Regions from separate parts of the Mus musculus genome. Here regions 1 and 2 are each linked to region 3. The links are chromatin loops, found by intact Hi-C in ENCODE. Cell type or tissue: gastrocnemius. All regions are shown on one strand.

Evidence for each region. Peaks named below come from ENCODE experiments on the same cell type or tissue, not always from the same donor. Only the 100,000 strongest peaks of a DNase experiment are listed, where the experiment ranks them.
Region 1: it touches region 3 in a loop (4-fold over the local background); 2 of 42 quality-filtered maps call a loop at or near these places.
Region 2: it touches region 3 in a loop (5-fold over the local background); 2 of 42 quality-filtered maps call a loop at or near these places.

What each region holds. Positions count from the first base shown.
Region 1 is chr15:63,005,225-63,007,724 of GRCm38, forward strand. No RefSeq gene overlaps it. Among named protein-coding and RNA genes, the nearest start is that of Gm30113, 52 kb to the left of the region's middle. In gastrocnemius, a CTCF peak has its summit at 1,420; no DNase peak of the experiment used is centred here; H3K27ac peaks cover 1,415 bases.
Region 2 is chr15:63,015,198-63,017,697 of GRCm38, forward strand. No RefSeq gene overlaps it. Among named protein-coding and RNA genes, the nearest start is that of Gm41334, 54 kb to the right of the region's middle. In gastrocnemius, no CTCF peak of the experiment used is centred here; a DNase peak (open chromatin) is centred at 1,122.
Region 3 is chr15:63,600,239-63,602,738 of GRCm38, forward strand. No RefSeq gene overlaps it. Among named protein-coding and RNA genes, the nearest start is that of 4930449C09Rik, 120 kb to the right of the region's middle. In gastrocnemius, a CTCF peak has its summit at 1,524; a DNase peak (open chromatin) is centred at 1,508.

The DNA.
Region 1 (2,500 bases), 600 kb before region 3:
GTGCCAGTGGAGACCAGAAGGCGGCATCAGATTCCCTGGAACTGGAATTCTAGGTGGTTTTGGGTGCTGAAACAGAAGGAAGAGGACAGGGGTCCTCTGTGACAGAAGCTTCATTTATTCTAATTGTCATGTAAAGGGTTTGAATGTGTATACTTTTGTGGTCTATACTGATGCCTTGTCATCTACCCTCACATGAACTATATCAACTTACAACTATACATTTCTACTTTATACCTCAGTGTCCTGGCCACCTTTTCTCCTCTATTCAGAAAGCAATAAAGTGAGGAAAGAAAATCAGTGTATAGTATCCCCACATGAATCCAGAGCTCAGTATTGCTGACAGAGGCCTTTTGTCCATTGGAAGTCCCTTCATAGCAAGCTTAGCCTACACCTCTTTAAGTATATGATGGAGAGAATAACAGTACCTATATCAGGAACTGTGAGTTGTCAGGGCTAGTATAGGTAGAATGAGACTGTCAACTAGCATAAAGTGCTGTGGTACCCAAACCCTTGCTAGTTCCTATTCTATTAATCTCAGTCTGAAGGATGGTGTTAGCCAAGAAATACATAGGACATGAAGTGGTGTTGGTTTTGAGGCCATGTCTTCTGGGTGCTTCCTCCACTCCTGGGCCATGTGAGAACAGAGATGATAGGTTATTGATGTTTTCCAATATGAATGAATATTCGCAGATATAGTAGCTTATTGTAAAGTTGTCCTAATTCAGACCACCATTCCTAATGATTCCAGTAATTTAGATATGTTAACTCTATAGTACATATACATGGGCCTCAAGTTTGCCTTAGGGACATATTGGGTCTTTTGAAAGTTTTTTTGTTTTTGTTGTTGTTGTTTCGGGTTTTTTGTTGTTGTTGTTGTTGTTGCTGTTGTTGTTGTTTTGGGGTTTGGTTTTTTGGTTTTGTTTTTTTTTTTTTTTGTTTTTTGTTTTTTTTTTGGGGGGGGGGTTTGTTTGTTTGTTTTGTTTTGTTTTGTTTTTCGAGACAGGGTTTCTCTGTGTAGCCCTGGCTGGCTGTCCTGGAACTCACTCTGTAGACCAGGCTGGCCTCGAACTCAGAGATCCGCGGCCTGCCTCGGCCTCCCGAGTGCTGGGATTAAAGGCGTGTGCCACCACACCCGGCGTTTTGCTTTTGTTTTTGTTTTTTTGTTTTTTAAAGTGAGAAGAAACTCCAGACTTACTTTCTAAAACAGTAACATTACTAAAAGCAAGGGCCTCAGTACAGCGATAACAAACACAAATCACCTACTTTGCCAAGAGCTTAAAAGGTCTGGCCTTATTTAATTTTCAAGGCAATCACGGGACTTCACAGAGCTTAGGTAGCAGAGCTAAGGCTTGGATGTTTAGGGGTGCTGGTCTAGAATCAAGGCCAACCCAACCTACACTTATGTCTGTGTTATGCTGCCTCCTCATGGTAAGAGTTTGTTGTAGGACAACAGCAGATACTTCAGACTGAACCCTCCAAGTCCTCCTTTAGCCTTTGACCTAGAAATCCTGCAAGAAAAGCACCTTCTGCCACTGTCAAACGGGAACAGCTCCATCTTGCATAGATGTGGGTGTGCCATGCAGTAGAAGCCAGATAAACCAAGCGGGGGGAGGGAGGGAGGGCGGGGGAACAGGGGGCGCGGGGGGTGGGGAGTATCTTTCTCAGGTCACTGAACTGATATAGGTGACATTAATCTGGAACTGTGAGCCATATACTTGTGACCTGATATGAACGGCAAATGACCTGTTAAAAAGCTCTAACCTATTTCCAGAGCATGACTTTCCACCCGGGGAATCTGTGCCATGCTCAGCAGTGGCAGGAATGGTGTGCTGAATTCCGACACAAGCCTGAACTCAAGCCCAGTTAAGCCGCACTGAGTATTTACCTCGGAAGATCTTAACGGGATCCAGAAAATTCATGGAAAGCCCTCATAGGAGAAGATCTGGCACTCCGTATTCCACTCTGTCTTCAATTTCAAGGTGACAAGCACATTCCGGTGCTCAAATTTCAGGGTAGTAGGAACATTAAAACTGACTTAGGAAAGCCTCCTGTAGAAGCTACAAGCATGGGAAGATGGTTGCTAAGGGCACCGGTAGGAGGTTTGCTTTTCCAATTCAGAAGTTTATAAAGTATTGTTCATTACTTTCCTTTGGTAGGCAGCACAAAGTGATGCTGAAAGGCATTATCACGTGGTCATGTGAACTCAGTACTAGAACCTGTTTGTTGGTGACCCAACCCTCATTCCTAATGCTTGTTTCCCTTGACTATTTAGAAATAGATGTTCACATGATACTTTTGTTTAAAGAAACACAACCAGACTTGTTCTTACTGGGTTTATAGAAAGATTTACACTACAGGAAAAGAAATGTTAGCTTTTAGCTCCCCTCTTTCAACATATTCAAACCTGATTTTCATTGTTGACTGAAACATCGGTGTGAGCTCAGTTACCCAGCCATCCTAGGACCATGAGTAAATACATTAATATGAAAAAAAAAGAGTG
Region 2 (2,500 bases), 590 kb before region 3:
GAGCAGTGCATAAAGAAATATAAGCTCAAAGCTTGGTGCAGGAAGGTGAGTAGGGTATTAAAGAGAGCAGATAGGTGGATGGAATAGAGACATCAAGGATAATAATGATAGAAAAGGAGTTTGAGGGATCACTAGGGCTGGAGAAGTTTACAATGCCAATATTTGCAGGAAGAATTGTTAAATTGATTCTAAGAATGGTACAAAGCTCTTGGTGTTTCAGGAAATGGTATAATATGCTAAGCTTCACCTTTTCAAGGATTGCTATGACTGCCCAATAAAGTACAGACTACAGCAGAGTCAGAATGGGTGCTGCAAGCCATCTAGTTGATGACCACAGTGGTCCAGGAGACATGCTGGAGTATGCAAGGGATCATAGAGTGAAAGCTGGTAGAACATAGATGAGTTCTGGGTATCAATTGCAGATAGGAGAAACAAGATGTTCTAATTGCTTATATAATGGATGTGATTGGAATAAAGAACTTGAAGAAGGCGTTAGTTCAGGAGGTCCTGTAAATGGAATTGCCCTGAACTAAGATTGAGAACACCAAAGAAGAAGCAAATTACTTCTTTTTATATCTTATTTGTTGTCTCTTCAGCATTTACAACTGCCAACCCCTTCTTTCTTAAGTAATCTCTTTTAAAGTTTATACCTAGCATACTATATTATTCATTATCTGTGACTTTTCTAGCCATGTTTGCTCGTCCACCTTCACAGACCCTCTTCTTTGCCACAGGTAAGAGTCCTAATTTAGATTTTTCCTAGTTTCTAGCAGCCTTGAGTCTCACCCCAATCTGAATCAAGACTATTAGAATTTTCTTGACAGCTACATATTTTTGCCTTCAATCCATGACACATAGGACAGACTTAGTTTTCTGATCCAACTCCTGTGAATAGGATCCTCTCCTCATTTAACACACACTCTCTCTCTCTCTCTCTCTCTCTCTCTCTCTCTCTCTCTCTCTCTCTCTCTCTCTCTGTGTGTGTGTGTGTGTGTGTGTGTGTGTGTGTGTGTGTGTGTGTGTGTTGTGTCCAGATACATGTGGAACCAGATGACAACCACTTGTGTCATTGGAGAGTCTGCCTGTTAATTTTTGTTTGAGACAGGTCTCTCACTGGCATGAAGCCAATTGGACAGGCTTGCTGGGTAACAAGCCTCAGGGATGCACCTTGTTTGTATCTGCCTGGAACTGGGGTAATAACCATGAGCCATGATGTCTTGTTTTTTTCTATGAGTTCTTGGGATTGAAATCAGTTACCAGACAGAGATATCTTCCTAGTTCAAATTCTATACCTTTGTATAAAAGGCTAAATTTATTCACTTAGCTGCCCCGTTAAATGCCTGAAATCACCCAAAGGCTCTGATTTTTGTTTTTTGCTTTTTCAATTACCAACCTCCATCTTTGAACAGTGTGAAAATCCTGCACATTTCAATTCTTTAATATATTTGGGGCCTTGTTTGGCTTTTTGTTTTCTGTCGATCAGCACTCCCATCTCCAGTGTCCCCTTGCACATCCCCTCCAGTGTTGTTAGAATGACATTTTTAAGAAACAGATCTGAGCATGTCATTCGCGTTCTCACAATGAGTGGGTGACTCCTCACAGATCCTAGCATGAAGACTGAACTCCAGCTTCTGGGTGATCTGTCACTGGTTATTACAAGCCTTTCTGGACCACTCTCATCTGGTGTTAAAGGGACTGACATCCAGCATTTGTATTTGAAAGATTTTTTTTTTTCTTCTTACAGAATTTGCCTTTTGTCAGTTGGCTAAAACCCAAGCAATGATTTCCTATCTCACACCTGAACAAATGTTGGGTTTGTGTCTTTAAATTGTATTAACATAATGTCACAACGCACATGCTCTTGTGGCAGTGAAAGATGAGGTCTCAGCCTTTCTTTGTTGCCAATCAAATTCCCTTGGTGGTGTCTGTTTTGTTTTTATTTTTGTTTTTTGTTTTTTTTTTTTTCTCAGATGGTATTACCAGATGAATGGAGCTACAAGAGATGGCAAATTCCAGTCATTTTCAGGAAAGGAAGTGTGGCTTCATAAGGCTTTGTCTAAATAATTATATTTATTTGACCATCTACTGTAAAACCAGATTATGACCATTTACTGCAGTCATTAATCAGTCCAAAATTTTAGAACAGTTATTCTAGCCATGCTTGATAACAAGGAAGAGATGACAAAGTTATATAAAATCAGTAAGAATAGCTTAATATAAGCTTTTCTCATTTACAATCAGCATGACCGCTAAAGCATGAAAATAAGGCACAATTAAGATCATAGTACTTGGCCAAACAAGACATAAACACAAGTATTTATAATAAATAATCTATTTTATCTGTGCCAGTACTTGCCCACCAATATGCTAGGTGTTAAATTTATCTTCTTGTGGAAGCTACTCTGATTAAATAAAAGTTTTTCCTTGTCTTCCAAGGAGCTGAGTCAATGTTTCATGTGCAATTACATCTATAGTTTAAGTCTTACCGAAAGATGAATAT
Region 3 (2,500 bases):
ATCTTCTACTTGGCTGCTCATCTCTTTGAGACCACACCTTGACCTTCCATGTGGCACTCTCACAAATTGACATCTTATTTCTCCAAAGTCAGCAAGAGAATCTCTATTCAGTCTGCTATACAAGATTTTTGCCATACAAAGTAGCTATCTTATCCTGATTGTTAAGTAGAATAACCATTTATAGGGTGGTATCCCCAATACAACTAGAGCTTACACTACGAGGGAGGGTTTATACATAGAATATATATTTGATGGATATGTAGAAGAAATTTTAGGGAACAATTTACAAATCCTGCTTATCAAATGGCCCAAGCATTGGTATCTTTATTCCATACATAAAATAAAATGTATAACAAAATAAACAATTTCATAAGAGAAAAAAGTAATACAATTTTCAAATAGAAGGGCTGGAGAAATGGCTCAATGAGTAAAATGCTTGCTGCATATACAGGAGGACCTGAGCTCAGAATTCCAGAATCCTTGAAGCAAAAGAAAGAATTAGATAAAATATCAAGGAAAAGCATAGACTGAAACAAAAAGAAAGTAAGATATATATTGTAAACTAATGTTCTGAAGATGCACATTGTCAGAATGGATTTAAAATATGTAAAAGGGTATAAGGAATATTTTAAGAGAAATTAAGGTTAAATAGATCTAAATGGATATGAATGTATATTGAATGGTATAAATATAAGATTGATGGGTTTCCCCAGTTACTTTTCTCCAGAAAGGACGAGCCAACTCTCAACTATGTGGGAGAGAGAAAGAGAGTAGTAGTCTGCTTCTGGAGAAATTGCAGACAAGCATTTCGCAAGCCAGAAAGCATCTATAATGTCTGCCGTGGACTGTGTCTTGTGAACCAGACTCTCTGGAAGCTGAGACAGAATTCCATTGACACATAAAACCCCATTCTGTTAAAACTTTCAGGCTCTGGTCCTCACTGCTCAGACTAGTGCAGCCCCACTGACTCAAGCTGACTATCCCCTCCATATTATCTCACATGTTAAAAAAAATTAATTAAGATGATCATAGTCCCCCTTGATTTTTTTTTTTTTGACCTTTGCTCTTCTTGAGTAAAACACTAAGAAGACAGAAATTGTCTGGGGCAAGAGACTTACACCTTTGTGAGTGTGGCATAGCAAGCCAGCTGTGCAGAAATAGCTGTTTGATCACGTACATGAATGTGACTGCTAGAGGAAAAATAGTTCCACCAGTTATTTTGTAGGCTGTGGTGAGATTTAACTGAGAAAGTCCATATGAGGCTGTCATCAATGTCTTTCATCCAATCTGTCTCTTACCAGATATCTCTATCAGGGAGGTGGGAGATTTATAGAGCCACACCCATCATCTCCCTGCAAAGGAAGGAATCCAACCTGCATACCTAAAATTTGCAGAGCCTTGAAGCCATTCTGAAGATTGTGCGTTGGATGAAACTGGATTCCCAATAAAGGACTCTGTGACAGGGTATTGCCCAGCCTGAGGCACTGACTACTCCAAAGTTGGACTGAGCTTGCCATCTAGAGGACACCAGGGGACAGACAGTCCCTACAGGGTCTTCGGTAGACAAGACCTTGGCACCTTAAGACAGACAAAGCTCCCTCTCTAAAGGACATTCGTTGAGGGTTTGACTGTCCAAGCATCATAGGGGCAGAGAAAAATACAGCCTCTGCCCTTGGTGCTCTAACGTGAAAATGAGACTCGCTTTCTAGAAGGATGGAGAAATTTCCTCTCGCAGATGTGTCCACTAATAAATCACAATGCCAGCTAAGGTTTCTCTCTGAATTAGATCTCAGTTTTCTTGACACTCAAGCTGAGGTGGACATCAGAAGTCCTCACTGCTTCATCTTGTCACTAAAGGGTAACGCCAGCCAGCTGAGGCCACACAGCTAGAAAGTAGCAGAGACAGACTTTGTGGAGTAATACTGGAAGTACCTGTATCAAGAGACTGACCTGTGCCTGAAGCAGCCAGATGCCATGGACCTTGTGGGAAGAAAACAGAGCAAGCAGAGACTCTGGGCTGTTGGTATTTCAAGGGCAGATTTTTATAAGTCAGACGTATTCATATCTTGTTGAGGCCCTAATTTGCCAGTGATGGAAGAAATGAGGAACTTTGGCCTCTGGCCTAGATTCACATAACTCTTCTCACCCTATAAATCCAGTGAGGCTGGAGAAAGTTTTTCTGACTGTATATACGCTTACAGTCTAAGAATCCTTTACCTTTTGAAAGGTGCCAATGTGGCTACATACAATTCAGGGCATTTAAACTAAAAAAGAAAATCTCTTTTCCAGAAGCAAGTCTGTAGGCCAGAATCCTAAACATTTCACCAATGTATAGCCTGTCCATATTCATGCTATCACTTACCATTGCATTCACAGTTAGTTTACACTTGTATGCACAGTCAGTTAGCAAGTGTGAATTCTGAATGAGCTGTGGTTAGGCATCAAGGAGACAGTGATGCCATGATATTCACAGCCACTGTCCTCATGCATCTTACATAGT